Regions from separate parts of the Mus musculus genome. Here region 1 is linked to region 2. A link is a loop called in an ENCODE intact Hi-C map of the cell type or tissue named here. Cell type or tissue: gastrocnemius. All regions are shown on one strand. Links, peaks and the distances in the headings refer to the core of each region. The heading gives the core; the rest is flanking DNA.

Region 1 (11,566 bases), core at 2,335-10,334, 52 kb before region 2:
CATGCATACATCATGTGACGAGAAGTAAGGCTTGCAGCTTCTTTATGACCGACTTGCAGAAACAGGAGCCTCAACGGATAAGAGGCAAATGCTACAAGAGACGACTGATATTTAGGGCCGACAAAGCTGAGTAGCTAAACTGGTATCCAGCACACTGACATATTTTTTGGTCAAAACTGTTTCTGCTCCGTTACTCCAGGGAATGACTTGTCTGGCATAGACAGAACATTTATCTGCTCCCCAGAGAATGTGCAGATCTCCACCAGGTCTGCTCAAGACATTATAAACACTCTCTGGAACCCGCCTCCTCCCAGCCAGCTTGGCCGCCATCTCTGACACACTCCCATTATTCCAGCAAGTCATCCCGCAGAGCCTGGCCATCTCTAGAGCTAAGCACACATGTGGTTGAATCAAATATGTACCATACTTGGTTTGCTTCTTTTGTCTGAATCGTAGTGGCACAGCTGGAATCTGTGCACACAGAAATGGTTTGGAGCGACTCACAGTGAACAACTGTGGAAGTATCGGGAACTAGGCAGGAAGAGCCAACACTGCATTCATTTTTCTTAGTCCTTACGCCCATTGTCCTGGTTTCGTTTCTGTTGCTGTGTCAAAAGCACGTCAGGGAAGAAAGGGTTTATTTGGGCTCACAGTCCTAGGTCCCAGGTCCAACTCTGAGGAGAAGCCAAGCCTCTCAAGCCAGCAGGAAGTTTAAACAGATAATCTCATCACAGTCAAGAACACACAGAGAGAGTGAATGCTTGCCTGTCTCACTTCCGCACATGCAGCCCAGAAGCCAAGGCCCAGGGAATGGTCCCAACCGTGTCAGTTTATGTAATTAAGATGTCTTCCATTGTACTGGCTAGTTTTGTGTCAACTTGACACAGCTGGAGTTACCACAGAGAAAGGAGCTTCAATTGAGGAAATGCCTCCATGAGATCCAGCTGTAAGGCATTTTCTCAATTAGTGATCAAGGGGGAAAGGCCCCTTGTGGGTGGGACCATCTCTGGGCTGGTAGTCTTGGTTCTATATAAGAGAGCAGGCTGATCAAGCCAGGGGAGGCAAGCTAGTAAGGAACATCCTTCCATGGCCTCTGCATCAGCCCCTGCTTCCTGACCTGCCTGAGTTCCAGTTCTGACTTCCTTTGGTGATGAACAGCAACATGGAAGTGTAAGCTGAATAAACCCTTTCCTCCCCAACTTGCTTCTTGGTCATGATGTTTGTGCAGGAATAAAGACCTTGACTAAGACATCCATCTTCCGTAGACTCATCCACAGGCCAACTTGATCAAGATAATCCCCTATTAGGAGTCAATTTTCAGGTGATTCTAGATTGTATCAAGCTGATGACCAAAACAGTCTATCATAAACAGGCATTTCCTTTCAATACTCACGCTGCAGACTTGAAAACTGAGGCAGAGATAGATAGGCAATCTGCCCAGTGTCATCCAGCAAATAGTCCAGGGGCAAGTCAAAATGAAATCCAGGCAGCTGTCATTAATGTTCATCAGCATTTTAATGTACCACACACACTTACACTACCATTACCTCTGTTGTTTCCTGTACTATGAATATCTGGGCTACCTCTGAATGAGTCTAGAGTATTTGGATTGTGGACATTTTACTTTATGGTGTGGTGTCATGGCTCTCCAGCAGTGGGAAGACAATCAAGACTACATCAGGAAGGAGGCGGTGGTGGCGCACGCCTTTAATCCCAGCACTTGGGAGGCAGAAGCAGGTTGAATTTCTGAGTTTGAGGCCAGCCTGGTCTACAAAGTGAATTCCAGGACATCCAGGGCTACACAGAGAAACCCTGTCCCGAAAAAAAAAAAACCAAAACAAAGCAGAAAAGACTAGAAGAGAAAGTTTTCTCTCACAATTTAAGGTCACAGTCCATCACTAAGGGGGAAGCAAGGCAGGTGCTTACGAGCTAGTCACATCACATCTGTGGTCAGGGGCAGAGAGAAATAAATGCATGCAGACCTATCTCATTTGCTCTTAGGTAGCTTTTCTCCACTCTTTGAGTGTCTGTGAGCCCCTGTCTAGGGACTGGTGCCATCCACAATGGGCTGAGATTTCAATTAACAATCAGGACAACCCTGCAGACAAGCTCAGAAACCCACATAATCTAAATAATTCCTCGCTTCCTAGGTGACTCTAGGTTTTGTCAAGGTGACAATTAAAGCTGATCACCATGGAGATTGGGGCTCATTAGATTGTGTGTGTCTTCATCAGTTGGTCTGCAAATCTTTAGGGGACATTTCCTTGATTAATTATTGGTGTGTGTGGTGCCACCCCTGTGCAAGGGTGGTCCTTGGCTATAAGAAAAAGCAAACTGACTGAGACAGGGAGGGTGACAGGAAGAGCCTGGGATGTGATTGCACCAGTATCTGTGAGCAGCGATCCTGCATGGCCTCTGTTTCTGTCCCTGCCCCGATATCTCTCTGTGATGGACTAGGCCTGGGACATGTAAGCAAAAGACACCCTTTCGTCCCCACGTTGGTTTTGCTCAGCATGTATCGCAGCAATAGAAAGCAACCTAGAAGAGAGGCCAGGCGATTTGAAAATATGTTCATTTGAGATTCTGAAAACCTACATATTATTGGGTAGTTCTAGCTTCTTTCTCTGTAGTGCAGGCTGACCTATAATTTACTAAAGTGGTCCAGGATAGCCTTTAATTCACAATCCTCTTGCGTCTGCTTTGCAAGTGCTGGGGTTACAACTGTGCAATACCACCCCAGGCTATTCCTTATCATTCCCTATAGCAAAGGGAACTCAGTCCAGAGTACAGCAAGGCTTAAGGGCTTCCCTCTCGAGACAGCACCATTAAGAAAATGAAGCAGCATACCACCCCGGGTTTCTAATCATCTTCTAACAACCCAAGTTCCTCAAGAAGAAGAAAGTGGAGGCAATGTTAGCCTGAGTGCTTACTGTCATGGTGAGCAGCTTCCCAACCTGGGCCTTTGTGTAGATGAGGTAACACATTTCCCTAAATACCCCCAAACAGGCAGCCAGCCACTACCAGGTGGGTGGGGTGGGTGGGTGGGTGGAGGGTGGGTGGTGGGGGTGCGGGATGGGGGGGGGCTGCTGAATCAGCAGCCCCAATTTTATACTTCAGTAACACCAGTGACCTGAGACAGCAAGCTGGGGGTGGGGTGTCCCTGAATATCAAGGGCTTATTAGAACTCCAGGGAATTTTCTAGAAATCTATCTTTAGAGTCTCCATGGAAGTCAAAGCTCAGCAGTGAGGCAAGGAGACAGAGTCCCGAGAGTGTGAGCAGGAGCAGATGCCCGTCTTCACACCTCGCTGCTTTAATATCCCAGCGCTGTGACTTTCCCCAGCGCTCCCTCATTTACAGGGGCTTCCATGACATTACTAAAAGGCACTTTAACAAAATGTTGAGACTCTGCAGTTGGGCATCATTATGCTTGGTTTAACCCTTGGTTTGAAGACCTATTCTAAAAAAAAAAAAAATTACCCTTGAGTCCAAACTAACAAATATACAATGTGGCCTTAACGGCACCTCGATGTCCCAGGGTAAATGTCACCATTAAACTAGGGACTTGGAACTGGTTTCTATTATGATATGCTGAAAAAAAAAACCTGAATGTTTTATTGTAAATAAAACACTCTGTAAATACCCTGGGGAACAGGAGGACAATTTTAGAAGACAGATGTGACTTGAGAGTTTTATATACCACAAAGATGGAGGTCCCTTTGTGTAACAATAGGTTATTTGGGGGAAGGGGCCAAGATCTGGGGATATACACCGTTTAAAAGATTATTACTGATGTCCAGTAATGCTTACATTTAATATTCAATTTATTTTTAAACAAATACATGTATTTACAATGAAATATAATCCTTTCTTCTTCATGGTTCTTTCCCTTTAGCTGCCATCAATTCATATAACTATACATGATAGATAAATAAATGCAATCTGCTGAGGCACTCAGTATCTCTTGCAAAGATGTGATTCCAGGGATGACTACTTGAAAGTGGATAACCAATTTGGGGGTTTAACGGGGTGACTGTTTCTCCCTGGCTCATCAGTCATTGAATTCTCCACGTCTTAACTTCTTGTTTTCTATGCATTCTATTTTATTCTGCACTGCCTCAGCCTCACCTAGTAGAATGGACTGAACATGACCTTGTCGCTTCAGAGCCCCTGTGTGTGAAAAGCTCTTTTCCCCCCACAGATGGCCACACTCATTTCTCTCAAGTCCGTGTGGTGAACCAGAACCCTCCACACCTACACCGAGAGAGGTGGTGTCTTCAGAAGTGTCCTGTGCTCCAGTCAGTGTGGGTGTCTGTGACACCTCTTGAGTGAAGTGGAGAATCATGTGACATTTTGAGGCAGCTCATACAAATTCCATGAACTTCAACCTTCTTCTTTTAGGGTCTGTCATGGTTTAAGTAGGCCGAGTAACAAGCAGCATCCATCTTCCAGTGATGAGGGTACCATGCCCTGAAGGTAGACCCCAGTCCCATGCCACCCAGTGGGAACTCTGTATCCCACCACTGGGAATGTGGCTCCCTCTGCCTACTTGAAGACTTTGGGGCAAACAAATGGCTGTTACTGTTATAAACCAATATCCTTAGGTGGTAAATACATGCTATCAGACCTTTCTGTCTCTCTTACTTCCTCCCCAACTCCAGCCTCCTTCCCTGCCTTGGTGTTCTGAGGCAGCTTCTCACATAGACTAGCCTACTGAGGTGGGGGATTGCAGGCATGAGTCATCACACCCCACCTAACTTCCTTTGAAATACAAAGACCCTCACTAATTTGTATCCACAAGTGACTTAGTGGCTTCTTCAAGGAAACCTCCAAACCCTCCATAAAAGACTGGCTGAGCAGTACCTTCAGAGATGCAGAAATGTAAATAAAGAGAATGCAAATGTTCCTCAGGAGTGGGCCTTCAGGGCTATGAGGAAAGTCATTAGGCTCTCAGTTTGCCATGCTGCATCCAAACTGCGGATGCAGGTGGATGCCCGTGAGATAAACACACTGCCCTGCACTGAGGGTTACACTATTAATAGGCTCAGGAAACTCCTCGTAGGCAAACCGAGACTTGCTTCTTGTTTATCGCAAGTTACAAATGTGCAGTGCATGAATTAATGATGATGTATTATTCAAGGCTGACGGAAGGGTAGAACTGTACCTACCTTCCCAGGCACAGGAGGAACAGAACGGGCACAGAGGCTCTGAGCTCCAGGCTTAGGCAGCACAGAGAGAGGCTCCCATCACCCTCTAGGGAGCGGCTCAGTTAGAGATACAACTGCCTCATATCCAAAACAGGGAGTCATTGAAAGTCAAGTTTCTACACCAAGCAATGAACAGTTCCATCAAACACCGTTTCTACGGGGAATGCATCTAAATAACTTCTTTTTCAAAATTTTCTATATTTTCACATACTTTTATACATCTACTTCGAATATCCTGCATAACAATCTCTTTTTTACCCCTAGAATAACATCCCTGTCCCCATTACCATCCCTATTCCCCATTTCCTTTGCAATGATGTGGGGAAGCAGCCACAGGCTGCCGCTGGAGGTGTGGATTTAGAAGTGAGTTACATGGAACTTTATTCCGTTTTCTTTCATTTCTCAGCTGCATGTGTGATAGCAGGTGACTTCGGTTTTCTCGCCTTCTGTATGTCACAGTGCCACCCCCACGGTGACAAACTTCCCTAGTTTTCATTCTTTGAAACACAGAAGTCAAGACTGATGTAACAGCTGCATCACTTCAAGTTTAGACTTCTCTCACAAACAGATCAGTTGACTGATGGCAGTGCTCATTTTTAAATAAAAAAAAAAAAGAAAGAAAGAAAAATTGGGAAAAGAATAACCCATTGAATTCTGATGACATCTGTTAAAGAATAGATTAAAAATACGTTAAAAATAGCAACCAACAAATATTGGTAGGGCTGTATGAAGAGCAGAAAGAAGACAGAGCTGTGCCCAGGAGGCTCATGCATAAGGGTCTGAGCCACTGAGACCCAACCGGGGCCAGCATCCTAATCCCTGACCTCTTTGGTATCAGGAGGAATAATTTAAAAACTGAAAGAAAAAGAAAGAAAGGAAAAGAAGAAGAGATGAGAAGAGGGTAACCTACAGGGGGTGGAGCTCCTAAGGCTCTGGCTCTCAGAACTCTCAGAAGAGACCCCGAGTCAACAGCTACAAGACTGACTGCTTCAAGTGTTGGGGAGACAGCAGCAGGCAGCCAAAGCTCTGCCAGGATCAACTCACTCCACTGAGAAGACACCCCAGCCCTCGCACCAGCTTCTCCACTTATCTTTTAGATGACAAATGCCTGGCAGACAGGAGGCTTCACAGAGGGGGGGCTGAGCACCACTGTAGCCGCCCCCAGCTCCCACATGTATTCCCTGACAGTGCATAATTAGCACTCAAAACACGATTGATCCATCTTCTCAAAAGACCACAGACATACCGATAGAAATGATATGTATCGCTTATCTCCTCCCTGCCCCCACTGGTGGTAACAGCAAACATTTGTAACCGGCATGCTGCAAAGTTATCAAGTGGGTACGTGTGATGTGACACCTAACCCAGCCACTGCCAGGGAGGGCTGACTGAACTAACTGCCAACCGCCCAAATGCTGACTAGAGAGGCTCTGAGTTACAGGACAAAGATACTGACTGTTCACGGCCTCCCTTTGCACTTTCTCTTTCTTGGTGTCACCTTTCAACTCCTTCCTATCCAAGGAGGAGGAGTTGCCAGCCTGAGAAACACATGGCTGTCACTTTTACCTTCCTCCAAGTGCCAAGAAACTTGCCATCGGCACAGAGAAGAGAGGCAACACAAGGCAAGTAGCCCAGAGAGCAAAAATAGCAAATGACTCAAGAGCTGACAGGGAGACAGGAGCTACATATATCCCTGTGGTCCTAACACTTATGAAGCCGAGGCAGGAGGATTTCTGCAAGTTCAAAGCCTGTCTGGTCTGCAGAGCAAGTTCCAGGGAAGCCTGAACCACTGTCATTCATGAATGAATAATGAATGAATGAATGAATAAAATTAATAAATAGGACATAAGTTAAAAGCAATAAGAAATACTAGAGTAAACAGAGGTAGGAAAGACTGCTCTGTAAGAAATGAGTGGGGTGGTACCCTACCAGTCCTGCTGCAGGTCACAGCAGTGAAATCAAGTGAAGCCCACTGCCACCCCCTCCCCCACCCCTGCACCCCTTAACACTATATATGTCTCAGCTATGAAGATGCCGAAGGCCTCAAGGGTGGTGAAGGAAGAGCTGAGGAGGGGAGAAAGAGGTTGTCAAACTTATCTGCTGCAGCCAAAGTAGCAATGAAACCGCAGAGGGGAAGGAACAATCTTCATATTGAAATAGATAAAATTAAAAGGGAAGGGGGAATCCAAGGCCATGGTGGTCACCCTAGCAACAGAGACCCAGCCACAGCACCCAGGGACACCAGAAACGAAGCTGGGTTGGCTTTGTGAAGGACATAAGCCTCTGCCCAAACTCCTGTTGCCTTTCCTGGGCAATCCAGAGTGTTATTATATGTGGATGGTTTTATAAACTCAACTCTTTAACAACTCTACAGACATTTTTTTCTTTCAAAGAGGGAATGTCTTGAATATGTCAGGGCTGAAACCAGCCAGTCTGTATAGGCTCTGTAGTGTGTGTGTGTGTGTGAGCGCACGTGAGCACATGTGTGAGTGCAAGATACAGAATCCTAATCCTACCCTCATCCCATTTTTAAAGTGAGAACCATTTTTTAATAGAGAGGGAATCATTTCCTCTTTTATGCTTTTTACAAGCAGGAAACAGTAGACTGTGGAGCCGTGGTGGGTTACTGCCTGCCTGTCAACATTCCACAGGTGGAAAGGTTTTGTTCGTTTGTTTTGTTCTTGTCTTAGAATAGTGTGACAGTTTGGATGAGATGTCCCCCATAGATTTAGATGCTTGAACACTTGGGCCCCCGTTTGTGGTGCCATTTGGGTAGGGTTAGGGGGTGTGACTTTGCGGTTCCAAAAGCCACGAGAAGTATCAAGTTCTCGCGCTGTTTGCTGCTTGTGGCTTGAGATGTGAGCTCACAGCTGATCTAGTCACCATGCCTACCAGTTGCCACACTTCCTCACCATGAGGGTGACAGACTCTTGCCTCCCTGGAACTGTGAGCTCTGACTAAACCCTTCTGAGGCTCAACTCAGTCAAGGCATTTTACCACAGCAACAGAAAGGTAACCAACATTCACCCCTACGTGGCAATGGAGACTCAGAACACACATGTGTTATGCCATGTTTCTTTCTCATCCTGACTTCAGACAGGGTCTTTCAGTGAACCAGAGGGGTCCCTATCTCTGCCCCTACCCAGCCCTGCGGTAATAGATGTGGCAGCTCCAAGGGTCCCCATCTCTGCCCCCCAGCACTGGGGTAATATACACTGATGTGCCCAGCTTTGACATGGTGACACACAGGTCTTTAAGAGTTTAAATGACTTCTAGCCCATGCTGGTTTTAGTCAATGTGTTTTCTAAACAAAATGTTTCCTCATGTTCCCCTCAACATCTCTGCTGACGGTGATTCAGTTTAGGGGGCTTGGGCTCAGTAGGCAAGAGAGCTTGCTGCACAAGTGTGAACATCTGAGCTCAAATTCCCAGCACCATGTCAAAGCTGGGCACATCAGTGTATATTACCCCAGTGCTGGGGGGCAGAGATGGGGACCCTTGGAGCTGCCACATCTATTACCACAGGGCTGGGTAGGGGCAGAGATGGGGACCCCTCTGGTTCACTGAAAGACCCTGTCTGAAGTCAGGATGCGAAAGAAAGTGTCATGGCATAACACCCAGCATCCTCCTCGAGGCTCCACACCTGCAGTCATGCATTACATACATCCCCCTCGGACAGAGATTGCCATCATCTGAAGACGCCGGTACATGAGATTCTCTTCAGGAGTATCTGCCTCCATCTTGAAGTAGGAGTACCATTGGAACAAGTCTTTAAGAAATGTAATAATACACAGCTTTTTAAATTTTTGATGCATGTTACAAATTATGAACAACTTGAAATGTCTGTTTGCTGATTCCCAGTGCAACCAATTACAATCTCAGTAATGGGGAAAGACAGTGGGCACCAGGTGTGTGGTGCAGAAAAATGCCCATACCCCCACCGAGTAGAAGGCAGAGGGAGGTGGACTGAGTTCAAGGTCAGCCTAAGAGCCTGTCTAAATAAGTAAACAAAGAAGGTGAGGTGCAAGCAAAGATTCAAAAGAAATGAAAAAAAAAAAAGTGACCCAAGTAGGTATCTGGAAACAGATCATAAAAATGACCCCCACTGCAAGGAACTCTCACAGGCTGGCATAACTAACTTGAACAAGAAGGCAGTAGGCATAGTCCTTACACACACGGCACACACACTCAGACCTGGCAGAAGCAAAGTGTGGACGTTGCCCATTGGACTTCAGAGCATCTCTCATGGCACAGGGGCTCTGTGCCCCTGAACAGGAACCTCCAATCCCTTGTTGGGAAGAACACACAAATGAAGAAAGCTTGAGTTAATTTAATGTGGCTTGCGAGGCAACAAACGTGGGGATACATTCGGTAAACGTTGAAAACTTCCTAGAGCATCAAATTCGTAAAGCACTGAGGGGAGGCTATACTACGTTTTCTTCAGATAGCTTTTACAATGGCAGGTGGGAGATTCCGTACATAAATTCAAAGGGACCACTGTGATCTGGGCGACAGCCAGGCCTGGAGCAAGCGGAAGACCCAGGCTAGTCCGAAAGGATCCTCCAGCCTCAGTCTTCCAAGTGCTGGGATCTCAGCTGTACCGCCATGGCAAGCTCATTTGTGCTAACTCCTCGCTCACTGGCCACTTTTATACTGACTTCAATAAAACGGACTTTTCCCTGTTATTTTTTTTATAAAGGTCATCAGATAGCACATGATTCCTTAAGACTTTGCATTCACAGAAGGGTGAGGTCAAACATCCGCCAGGTGTGAGATGCACACGCACGTGTGACATCAGACTGTCCCTGCTGCCGCCATGAATAAACGGTAAGAATTCGGATTCCAAATGATAGGTGTCAGAAGTAAACATATGAAGGTAGTGTCTGCGCCAGGTGTCCCTGTCATCTCTCGGATGACAGAGTCACAAGACAAAAAGTTGCACAGGATAAAATTGCTTCTTGAAACATGGGGGGGGGGGGAAGACTCCACTTTTATAAAATTTGTAGAGTTTAAAAGAGACATTGTGTAGCTAGGCTAGTAACTGATACTAAGCAGAAATGTGGTTGTGGGGAAGGCATTCCTAAAAGGTTCTATGTTGAATGGAGTGTGTGGACACGTGCCTGTAATCCCAGTTTTAGGGGCTGAAGCAGGAAGATCAAGAGTTTGAGGCCAGGGCCGGGCAGTGGTGGCGCACGCCTTTAATCCCAGCACTCGGGAGGCAGAGGCAGGCGGATTTCTGAGTTCGAGGCCAGCCTGGTCTATAGAGTGAGTTCCAGGACAGCCAGGGCTACACAGAGGAAACCCTGTCTGGAAGAAAAAAGAGTTTGAGGTCAGCCTCATAACAAGACCCTGTCTCACAAAACAGTTACAGGCTGGAAACTGGCTCCTGGATTTGCTGCTCATGCATGAAGACCCAAGCTCGGCTATTCAGAATCAATGTAAAAACCAATTATGACATGTACACTTGTCATCAGAATCATTGCTGGGCATACATTCTAGATAAAATGGCGAGCTTCAGGTTCAGTGAGTGAACTATAATACGGCAGATCCAAATAATATTAATCCCACCCATTTTTTAAAGAAAGAAAATGCTGAGGAGATCCAATTGGGTAATCCTTTGGTCAGGGACAGGTCCAAGCGCGTGGAGTTGACCTGAATGATGGCAAGCCTCGAAGGGTCTGTTCAAATTCAGCCATCCAATTCTGTAACATATACTGAAAAAGACTTTTTGACAAATTAGCTGCCCTAGTAAATTTAACATACTGAATGGAAATAACACACAATCCCGGAAACTTTTGTTCACATCCCTGCTGAGTTATTTGTCATAATACATCTAGTTGTTTCTGGACAAGATCTATGAGTTGATTAACCAGCATGAGACCTCTCTGTATCTTGACATTAGCTGAGGCCTGTTTATCTATGACTGTAGTCACTGAGGCTGACAAAGTGTTAATGGTGTCAGTTGTCTGGACCTGTCCAGACAGAGCCAAGGCTGTCTGAATTAAGGCCAAACCCAGTTCCTAGTTAGTGGTAAAAAAGCAGGAGAATACTTGAGCATTATACATCACCGTCATTGGGAGTGGAAATGTCGACATTATCCCCCAACGCTGCTCTCTCTTTATTATTGACGCCCTGGACATCACCAAGACGAGGGACATTAGTATTCCCTTGGTCAGTCTGGATTTTTCGGGTGAGTCTTTCTGGTACCCAAAATGGGTTGTCTTCATTCTGTGGGAAAACACAGATAGCTCCCCTGGATCTTATCAAGATAGGATCCGGGCCATACCATTTATTATCAAGGACATTTTTCCATTTAACCATCTCATTGGGCCTATCTGGCTCTGAACAATGACGTTCAGCCG
Region 2 (11,566 bases), core at 1,596-9,595:
GTGAGCCACAGAACAGGTGTGTCACAGAACAGGTGAGCCACAGAACAGGTGTGTCACAGAACAGGTGAGCCACAGAACAGGTGAGCCACAGAACAGGTGTGTCACAGAACAGGTATGTCACAGAACAGGTGTGTCACAGAACAGGTGAGTCACAGAACAGGTGTGCCACAGAACAGGTGTGTCACAGAACAGGTGTGCCACAGAACAGGTGTGTCACAGAACAGGTCAGTCACAGAACAGGTAAGTCACAGAACAGGTGTGTCACAGAACAGGTGTGTCACAGAACAGGTTTGTCACAGAGCAGGTGTGTCACAGAACAGGTGTGTCACAGAACAGGTCAGTCACAGAAGAGGTCAGTCACAGAACAGGTGTGTCACAGCACAGGTGTGTCACAGAACAGGTTGGTCACAGAACAGGTGAGTCACAGAACAGGTGTGTTACAGAACAGGTGAGTCACAGAGCAGGTCAGTCACAGAACAGGTGTGTCACAGAACAGGTTGGTCACAGAACAGGTGAGTCACAGAACAGGTGAGTCACAGAACAGGTGTGTCACAGAACAGGTGTGTCACAGAGCAGGTTAGTCACAGAACAGGTGTGTCACAGAACAGGTTGGTCACAGAACAGGTGAGTCAAAGAACATGTGAGTCACAGAACCGGTGTGTCAAGGGACAGGTGTGTCACAGAACAAGTCAGTCACAGAACAGGTGTGTCACAGAACAGGTCAGTCACAGAACAGGTCAGTCACAGAACAGGTGTGTCACAGAACAGGTGTGTCACAGAACAGGTCAGTCACAGAACAGGTCAGTCACAGAACAGGTGTGTCACAGAACAGGTTGGTCACAGAACAGGTGTGTCACAGAGCAGGTGTGTCACAGAACAGGTGTGTCACAGAACAGGTAAGTCACAGAACAGGTGTGTCACAGAGCAGGTATGTCACACAACAGGTATGTCACAGAACAGGTATGTCACAGAGCAGGCCAGTCACAGAGTAGGTGTATCTGGAACCTCTGGGTTAAATGGATGCATTTTATCATGGTCCATGGAAACATTATTCCCTTTTTTGACTTTTATTTTTATGGTGCTAATCTAATTCCTTATTAAGTTTCCTTTAGCTGCAGCTTCAAGGAAGGTCACACTCCTTTTTCCCAAAATAAACCCATAACACCATGGAATGGGGAAATGGGAAGAGCTGCCAAAACCTTAACCGGATGGGCCAGAATCAGGAATTCCCGAGTGCCTTCAGCCTTGGCTTTTCACTAGCTGTCCCATTCCAAAGTGATGGGGGCGGGGGGGGGGGGACACACACAAAACTTCACCAAGGCCTCTCATTGTTTTGCTCCATGAGCCTATAAGTGTTTGCTCTTCAGGATGCTACCAAGGCTCCCCTTTCTAGTCCACCATTATCCTGGGACTCAGCCTCCTGGTGTAGACCCAGGGTCCCCCTAGTTCTTCTTTGCCACCCTCCTCAGCCATACCCCCCGCCCATCTCTATTCCTTTATGATCCTTTGTCTACCAAACAACTTGTCTCTACCAGGGACCCTACAGCCACCACTTTAACTGGAACCCAGCTAGACTCCCTGTGCCTCTCCACCCTCCTCCATGCTAGCTTCTCTAGGTACTGCCTGCCTCTCCTCGTCCACCTCATCTCCACAGGACCTGCCTGACACTCAACACTTGTGGTAGAGACCCAAGGTTCCCTAGTCCTTCCTCTTCTTCCTCAGCTGTCCTCGGCTGTTCCTTCCAGCCTGTCCCCTCCCTCCCTATCGGAGACTGCACAGCAGCACACTGGGCTGGGACCCAGGTGGACCACCTGCGCCTCCTTCCTCTCTTCCATCCTACTCTAGAACGAAGCCCGAAGTCCAGCAGTGGCTCACACCTCAGTCTATCCTTCCAACCCATCTCCAGGCCTTTGGGCCTTACCACTTGTAATGGCTCATCCTGGATGTCAACTTGACCGCATCTGGAATCAGCTAAAACTTAAGTGGCTGTGCATAGCTGTGAGGGATTAAATTCTTGACTAGATCAACTGAGTCAGAAAGACCCACCCTAAATCTGGATTTTCTGAGGTCAGAAGATGAACTCTAAATCTCAGCCACATCTTCTGGTGGTAGCCTATGTAGAACTTCTGCTTTTTGTCTGTTTGTCCTCACTCTTGATGCCAAGTCCATCAATCCTGCTTCAGAGTCATTCCTTCATTGTTATTAGAAGACACTTATTTGGGATTGTGATGTATATTGACAGCCAGGCTGAGACATCCAGTGCTGTGGACTGAACAACTATTGGGTTCTTGGCCTTTTCTTTGGGATACAGCCATTGCTAGTCTAGCTGGACCACTCTGTAAACCACTCTGATAAACCATGTTTATATATATGTATATAAACATATATATAAACATATATATATATATATATATATACACACACACACACATATATATATACACACAAACACACATATATATATATACACATATGTGTGTTGTTTATATACTATATATTTTACATATAAATAGATTTTATATTTATATAACATCATACATATTATATACTTTTTATGTATTTTTACATATATTAAATATAATAAATAATATATACCAAATATAAATGTTAAATATAATGATATATAGTGTATGTGTTAAATATACATATATGTGCCATATGTGTGTGTATATATATATATATATATATATATATATGTATATATATACTCATTCTATCAGTTCTATTTCTCTAGGGGACACTGACTAATCCATCAGCATCCAGGGCAGACATAGGGTAACACCCCTAGGTCTTCCATTTTTTCACTACCACCCTTGTGGAGCTGGAATGACTACTACTCAGAGACCTCTTGGGTCAGTCCCCTTCACCACCAGCTGGACTATCTCAAATCCTACTCAACCCCAATGATCTGGACTGCTGGAGTAGTAACCCAGAACTCCAGCCTCAACTTCAATCTGGGCCTGTCAGAGCTTGAATCCTAAACCCTAGAGGAGTTATGAGACTCAAGACCACAAATCATTCTGCTGCTCACTCACAACTTGACAAGACTGAGGTAACGACAACCGAAGAACTGAACACCCACCCAACAAAGACATCCACTCCAAGAAACACTACAAACACCACGACTCCAGATAACAGCTGAAAAAACACAGTCACAAACAACCTCCACCAGAAGCCTGCCACCCCTACTGCAACAGACCCCAAGGAAAGCAATTTAGCTGAAGCACGAGACAAGGACTCCAAAATAGCAATTAGGAAATATGTTCAAGGACCTTAAAGAGGATATGAATAAACGTCTTAATGAAGTTCTCAAAAACACAAACAGTCGAATGAAATAATGCAAACATTTCCAGACATGAAAATAGAGTTTCACAAAGAAACGGGAAAGCCAGGCTGAAATAGGACTGGAAAAAAATCTGGGGAGGTGAGACATAAGGCTCAGAGAACCTCATGAGCAGACTGAAGTGGAAGAGAGAATTTCGAGTTTTGAAGACAAGGTAGTAGAAACAGCTCAGTCAAAAAAAAAATGTTGAGTCTAATAAAATTCTGGTACAAAACCCTGGAAATCCGGGACACTTTCAAAAGAGCACACCTGGAAATGACAGCTATAGAGGGAGAAGAGGCCGAGCTCACAGTCACAGAAAATATTTTAAGCCAAACCTCAGAGGAAAATTTCCCCCATCTATAAAGAAACAGGTGCCTAATAGGTCTCCGAAATACATAATCAAAACGCTAAATGCAAAGAATAAAGAAAGGATATTAAAAACTGCAAGGGAAAGAGATCAACTCCCATATAAAGGCAGACCCATTAGACTAACACCTGACTTTTGATTAGGGACTGAAAACCAGAAGGTCCTAGACAGACGCTCTGCATGTTCTGAAAGAACACACATTCCAGGCCAGACTACCATATCCAGCAAAACTATCACGCAGAAGAGCAAAGGAGAAAGAAAAACATCTCATGATGAGAAACAAAGTTAAACAATTTGTGTTTCCCAATCCAGCCCTACAGAAGGTGCCAGAAGGAAACCTTCAGGCGGGAGAAAAGGTTAAATACACTGAAGAAGAAATAATCCCAGAACAGTAAATCAGAAATAGCTGGCCACCCATCAAGGTCCCTGTTTGCTGTTTTACATGCGTAGTGCTGCCATTCTTTTAATGAGCAAATGAAATCATCACTGACAAGGATCTGATGACAGGAGGAGGAAGGGAAATCTAGAGCTGCCTCAGTCTTGTGTAGACAGATAAGCATGGCTCCTATCCCATTAGATGCGAAGGGAGTCAGATGACATCCTGGCAGCAGAGGAACTGGGCCTGTGTCCCCAGGCTGCTCTGTGGAAGCCACCAAAGTCATGCGAGTCATTGCTATTAATAGTTTTAGTTGTCTCACAAACTATCTCTAGGTCAGACAGAGTCCTATGTCAGGGTGCTGTTCCTTCTGCCTAATTTCAGTCCAGACCTAACCAGCATCTACAGTTCATACACAGGTCTTTCGCTCCTCAGTCAAAGCCATGGGCCTTCTGTTCTGGAACCCTTTGTAAAACGGTAGAGTGGGGCCAACAATATGGCTCAGCAGGTGAAGAAGCTTGCTGCCAAGATTGACCACCTGAGTTCAATCCCACATGGTGTAAGGAGGAAACTCCTGCAAGTTGTCCTCTGGCCTCCACACATGTGCCATGACATAAATGAGCCCCCAAATTGATAGATAGATAGATAGATAGATAGATAGATAGATAGATAGATAGATAGATAGAGTAATCAAAATTCTTTTCTAAGCTGAGCTCAAAATGAGCTTAGTTAGATCTTCAGGACTGAACAATAAACTCTGAAAAGGCATGGGGAGGGGGTGGTAGCTTCTTTGTCAGATTCCAGACTTTGATAATGGCTTCTGCAATACCTTACAGCAGGGTCTCCAGGAAGAAGGTGACAGGACGCTCTGTAAGTAGAATGCAGGAGAGTGAGTTGGATCCAGGAAATGGCACTGTCCTTTAAGAGGAACCAATATTCAGCAGCCGGAGGCCAGTACATGAAGAGGTAAAAGCAAGATAAAAAACACTTAGACCCCACAGAACACAGGGGGAGGGAGAGATGGGGTGGCAAGGACAGATGGCAGATGTATCAGGTGGCTAACCACACCCCATGTTTACCTCAAACTCATCCCAGATTTGTAAAATTAAACACACAAAGAGGAAATGTCTCCATGGAGAAGTCAGAATTCAAGCCTGCCCTGTTTCCTCCCTCACCCAGGAAATCCCTTCCTCTCCTGAGCACTACCAAGGAGGACTCACCCCTGAAGTTCTCTTCCCTCTTTAAGGTATCATAGACACCTCCTTGGAGCCCTTGTGCAAGACATTTTAAGTCAAAGAACAAGTCTGTCTTTAGCTATGGCAGAGAAAAGAGAAGTTAACCCCCAAAAAACATCTGGCCACAAACAGCATAAAGTGAAGCCATCATCAGAAAGGGACATGGGGACGTCAGCCTCTATTCCACCAGGACACAGGGCGCTGCCCTTCTCAGAGCTCCCCCCGCTGCCCCATGATGCAGTCTGATGTCCTCCACGTGTGCTGCCTCAGGTGGCTTCCTCCATCTGACCAATTTCTAATTTCATTAAACAATATAAAATACCAGGGAGGAATTAACGTGTGTCAAGGTGCTCCTGGGACAGGACAAGCACTGGTACAGACCCCAGAATTACAGCACAGTGCTTAGCAAATGCTGAGAGACCATCCGGGGCCTGCTTTTCACTGCCTGTTCTACTTTCAAGTCCTTTCTGAAGAAAATGGCTGAGAAGTGAAAGAGACAGCAAGTCAGCTCTGAGATCTTGGCCTGCACCGAACAGTGGCGGTTGTAGCTCCGTGGTTCTGGTCACACCTACTGCTGCAAGCACCTCTTGTGGCACGGCAGAGATGATGCTGTGTTACAGCACCAATGGGAGCTCTGGCTGGAGAGTAGAGTCTGAGAACCTTCGTCACCGGCAGACAAGCGTGGGAGCCACGCACAACCTTGAGATGTCCTTAGTGTTTGCTGCTGAGCAGGGACAGGCTAAGCAAGGAAGCCAGCAGAAAGCAAGAAGAAAACTAGGAAGTGAGTGCCGGGAAGATTGCTTAGTGGATAGTGCCATTACCCCCGAGTGTGAAGATCTGAGTTTGAATCCCCAGAACCTATGTAAAAGGCAGACACAGGGGGCATCTGTAGCCTCACATTTCTATGTCAAGATGGGAGGCAGGAGAATCCTTAGGGGCTACCAGGTCAGCTAGCCTGGCAGTGAACAAGTGATCTAGTCTCAAATAAAGTGGAATCACACACACACACACACACACACACACACACACACACACACACACAAATCAGTGATTATTTTTCAAGGAAGAAAGCCTGAGACGTCTACCGCAGTCAAGGTTACTATTGGCATCAGTGAGCAGCCAGGCGGGACAGCTGCCTAGGCTGCTCCCAGTTTACTCAGTGGTGTCTGTCTGTCAGAATACCTTGTTCTGCGGTGTTTCTCTTTAAGTCTTACTTGGAGAAATGATGTTAGGAGGAGTCGGGTAGCAAGAACGCAAGAAAGTCCATAGCAAGCGAACCCAATCTACTCCCTTCCACTTCTCAGAACTGTGTGAAAAGCTTCACCTCAGATACTCAGAGTTCTCAAACTGTGGCATAGAGCCTCCACAAAGGTACTGGGGCCAGGAAAACAAAGACCACTGATAACAAGTGATACACATTAACCCCGGAGGCAAGAAAGGAAGTGAAACGGGCCACAGTAGAGGTTAGGAATCTTGTGAACACTGGCACACACTGTGACTCTCTTTGTAGCAGAGAACACGAACTCCATCATTTGTGGTTCTCAAAGCCCAGGAGGGTTAGCACTGGGGAGGGTCCGGCGCAAAGGACATTGGCACGGAAATTCAAAACTCACAGAGGGCTCTTACAGCTCTCAAATAATCAACTAAGAGTGAAGATCATCTCATCGTGGAGTAATGAGTGCTCACGGCAAGAGCACCCTGGTTCAATAGTATCAGACATTAGCTGGTCTGTCAGGACGATAATAAAACAATTTGAGAGACTACGATGCCAAGAAGGAGCGATACAGATTGGGCTCTCCAACCCTCACGGAAATGATAAGATTTTAATCAATTAACCCAGCACCCCCTGTCCCTGCACCCCCTAATCTGCCCTCTTCACAGTTCCTGGGAAGCCACTTACTATTCTGTGATCACAGACAGGAAATGGAAAATCAAAGAAGTCTGTGGAATGTGGCAGAAGCTTCACATTGTAATTCAAGATAGCCTGATTAAGGACACTTAATCTGCACACAGCTAATTCGTAAGACCGAGAAGCAGAGTGGGTGTAACGCAAAAGACTGGAGAACTCAGTTCTAATCACACAGAAAAACCTGATCCCAGCATCCTTCTTAAGAAGCCTCCTTCACAATTGCAGGAACGGAGCCTGCTCTATTCAAATGGATGCTCTAGGGATACACAGAAGAGTCTCCACAGAGTGTTAGGGCCCATGACCTCGGGATCTTGGGGACTACCCTACAAGATCCCAAAGATATGGCTATCTTCTACACCAGTTACTTGTCTCTGTATAACACGACATCTGAGCTGAGCAACTTCAGAAAGGAAGGGCTTCTTTCCGCACACAGTTCAAGGGTCCAGTCCTTCACAGTGGGGAAGAAGCAGAGAGCAATGTATGCTGCTGCGCACCAGTAATTCCAGCACAGGGGGTAGAGGCGGGAGGACCAGAACTTCAAGGTCATTCTTGGCTCAGACGGAGTAGGAGAAGGACCTGTAATAGATGGGACCTTATCTTAAATTAATTAAAAGGGGGAAGGGCTTGGAAGTTCCCCCACGAGTTTGTGTGTGTGTCGGGGCTAGAACTTTGGTATGCATTTTAGAAAATTTTAAACTTTTTCAGACAAGAATGTCCAAGCGGTGGTTAAACAGCGGCAAAGCAGTCATATGCCGTGAATCTTCTGGAGAAGTCCCGCGTGAGAATGAAAGAGGAAACAGATATCTTAGGATGATTTTGAAAACAACTTGGGTCTTGGGTGCTTCTGGGTATCCCCAAACCACACGGAAAACCCTCAGGTTTAAAGATGTGGATGGTGGTCGCTGAAAGGGTGAGTCTGCAGTGTGTGTACGCACATGTATGTGTACCTGCTAATATGTGTGTGTTCAGTGTGTGTGTTTGTGTGCTTGAGTTGTGTCTATGCATCTGTGTGTCTGTGTGTTTCTGTGTCTGTGTGTGTGTTGTTGTTGTTGTCTAGTTGGTTGGTCTGGTTCTTATGGGGTGTTTTGTTTTGTAGCTTAGGTTGTCTTCAACCCCACAATCCTGTATCAGCTTCCAAAATGCTGGCATTATAGGCATGAGCCACTATGCCTGGCTCCCAGAACCATTTCTGTTATTAAAAACCCCTGTGGAGGAGCTGGAGAGAGAAAGATCAGTGGTTAAGAGCACTTGACACTGCTCCTGCAGAGGATCTGAGTTTCTGATTCCTAACATCACACGGTGACTCACAACCATGAATCCAGTTCCATGGGATCCAACACCCTCTTCTGGCTTTCATGGGGGCCAGGTGCACATGTGTGGTCCACATGCATACATGTAGACAAATACTAACACAAATAAAGTAAAAATAAATAAACCTCAAGGAATTCTACATGCATTAATTGATAACAGCAGATCTAACAGCTTCAAGAAGTGAATGTAAAACTTTCCAGGAAAATTGGCTCCGATCTGTTACAGATCCCTCCACTTGCTTTAGAGCCTCAGCAAGTGCACGTGTGAACAGAGCACATACAAGCTTCCGAGGATAGGGTGTCTGGACAGATGTGTTCCCTTCCACAGATGTTGCAGGCCACCTCCAAGATGCAGTTTGGCTTAGTGACTCAGGGTACAGTCTCCGGTTTTAGGCTTTCCAGGCTCAAGCCCTGGATGACCTCATACACACTAGCTTTGGAGAGGCTGCCTCATCAGTCATCCTTCACAGGAAGAGAATAACAATACATATCTGGCAGCTCCTTTCCAAGCCTGGGGAATAGATGGCTAGGACAAGCTGTGGCCCCAGAAAAGGGCAACTATTAGCATACTTTGTTCATAGTGTACTACAATGTAGCCAAGTCTCACCACAGTTTTATGCTCAGATTTCAGAACAGTTACCATTGTTGTACTCAGAAAACTATGTATACAGTTTGGTAAAATTATTTTTTTCATGTGTGTATGCATGCATGCATGCCCACATGTTCACATGTTGTCAAGCATGCATGCCTGTCTGCACGTTCACATGTGTGGCAGGATCAGATGTCTTTTCTTATAGTTCTCCACTTTATTTGTTGAAGCAGGGTTTCTTGCTGAGCCCAGAGCTCAGCAATCCAGCTATTCTAGCTAGCCAGCTTGCCCCAGATATGCTCTGCCTCTGTTTCCTGTGTGGTGGGACCACACAGCTAGTCTACCAACCTTGTTAACCCTCACATGGGCTTTAGAGATCTGAACTGCAGCCCACACATTTGCGAAGCAAACATTTTATCCACAGAGCCATTTCCCCAGGCCCTATCAGCAAATCTGAACAGAGCCATACTTAGTTTAATGATAAATACACATTCTGAGAACTGCGCTGTGACCCTGCCCTGTCTGCAGGCATCACAGACTGTCCCTATAAAAGCAAGATGCCACTTTGACACTCAGCAAACTCAGCTCATGCAATCCTCTATCCACTACCCTGTTGACCAATCACTAATGTGTAGCACACAGCTATAATAAAATTGTTAGTTTTGGTTCTGTCCTTACTGAACACACTACATACCATCTGGGGAAACCAGATTCCAATCAATTGCACATCAATGTGGGTAAGTGCGATGGGTAATGTTACTGTCAACCTGATGGGATCTTGGATCACCATGGAAACGGACCTATGGATATATCTATCAAAGTATTTCTAGGTTTCCTGAAAATGGAAAATGCACCCTAAATGTGGGCGGCAGCATCCTATGGGCTGGTCCCAGGCTGAATAAAAACAAGAGGGTAGACAGCCAGCCTCCACCTCTCCGGCTATGGACTCATTGGCTAGCAGACCCTCACGTGACTCCCCTGGATGGATCACATCCTCAAACTGGGCCACATAAATCCTCCTTCCTTAAGCTGCTTCCGTCAAGCATTCCAACTCAGCAACAAGAACAGTGACTAACGCAATGAGCCCACTGATAAGTTATTTCTCAGCTGGTAAAATGGGACAATCCAGGCCAGAATAGATTACATTAAATTCAGGTTTACTGGAAAACTGCTCTTGAGCAAGTTCACTGGCCCCAGGAAAGGAGGCCAGGGAAGTTTCCGTGGGAAGGAAGAGAGGTGAGGGGGAGAGAAAGAGAGAGTCTGATCGCTAAGAGAGAAGAGAGAGGGAAGGAGAGATCTGGGATCCCAAAATGTCTGGATTAATAGGGGAGAGCCTTTTGGGGAAGGGCAGCCTAATCTCCCTGTCTTGCCCCCACTTGGGCTGGAAAGTTCACGGTTGGGGTTAGGGTATTCCAGGTAGGGACTGTGGGATGCTGGGAGAACCTGGAGGCCAGGTCTGCTTAGGTTTGTAAGATATGCACCCCAGTCCCTTGTCCTGGGGTCTGGAACCAAAAGCACACAACTAATTCTTACACAGAACCATATTTGCTGCCATGGAGACAATTCAATAAGCAAGGCATGGTCCAAACATGGGCCCCCAAATTCACAGGATGGAAACTGAACCATGAACGTGGCAGTGTTAAGAGGCCGAGTTTTTTCAGAAGTGATTAAGCCCTGAGGGCTTAGCCTTTATGAGGGAGTTTATGCCATTACAAAAGGAGCTTTTTGGAGAGGCATTGGGCCTCTGTTTACTCTTCTGTCTTTTGTCCATTGAAGACACAGTGATCCTTCTCTAGGGAGATACAGCAACTAGACACCATCTTGCAGACACAGACCAGACCACTATCCAGTTTTAGATTCTTCGTTCTTGGACTGCCCAGCCTCCAGAATCAGAACAAGAAATGAATCTCTGCTATTTACAAACTACCTCGCCTCTGATATTTTTGATAAAACATCGCAACACAGAAAGACATTTATTGAGCACCTACTATGTGCCAGGCTAGTGCCATGCTGTTGGATGCTAAACAACAAAACAAAAACAAAAAACAAAACAAACACCAGAGAAGGCAATTAAGTGCTTAGCTAAGAGCCATAGGGACACTTAAAGTGCACATTTGGGATTCTCGGGGCCTCAGGCAGCAATGTCCTGGTAACAGGCTCTAGCAGTCAGAAAAGGAGTTGGGGGAGCAATGTGTTTGTTGTCATGGGGGAAAAATACTATGCCTAACGGCAAAGCCAAGTTTTCTCCTCCCTTCCACTAGCTTCGGTTCTCACGAGAGAAGCCCTTTACTTTGCTTCCCTTGGCATTCTCAGCGAGGGCTCTTCACTGAGCTGTCCTGTCTCTGTACATCATAAATGGCCCTTCCAACCATGACAAGCATTGCAATGAGCACACTCTCTGTGCACATCATACCAACAACCTCTTATTTAGATGTTAAATTCCAGAAACTGTGAT

Evidence for each region. A loop is a pair of places that touch in the nucleus more often than their neighbours do. Peaks named below come from ENCODE experiments on the same cell type or tissue, not always from the same donor. Only the 100,000 strongest peaks of a DNase experiment are listed, where the experiment ranks them.
Region 1: a loop joins it to region 2, with 4 times the contacts of the local background. A loop is called at or near these places in 7 of 42 quality-filtered maps.

What each region holds. Positions count from the first base shown.
Region 1 is chr17:50,063,722-50,075,287 of GRCm38, forward strand. All of the region lies in intron 4 of Rftn1 (raftlin lipid raft linker 1), which reads right to left. Among named protein-coding and RNA genes, the nearest start is that of Gm52302, 35 kb to the left of the region's middle. In gastrocnemius, for the core only: no CTCF peak of the experiment used is centred there; no DNase peak of the experiment used is centred there; H3K4me3 peaks cover 457 bases; H3K27ac peaks cover 1,348 bases.
Region 2 is chr17:50,115,984-50,127,549 of GRCm38, forward strand. The region is part of intron 2 of Rftn1 (raftlin lipid raft linker 1); the gene reads right to left. Among named protein-coding and RNA genes, the nearest start is that of Rftn1, 69 kb to the right of the region's middle. In gastrocnemius, for the core only: no CTCF peak of the experiment used is centred there; no DNase peak of the experiment used is centred there; H3K27ac peaks cover 7,061 bases.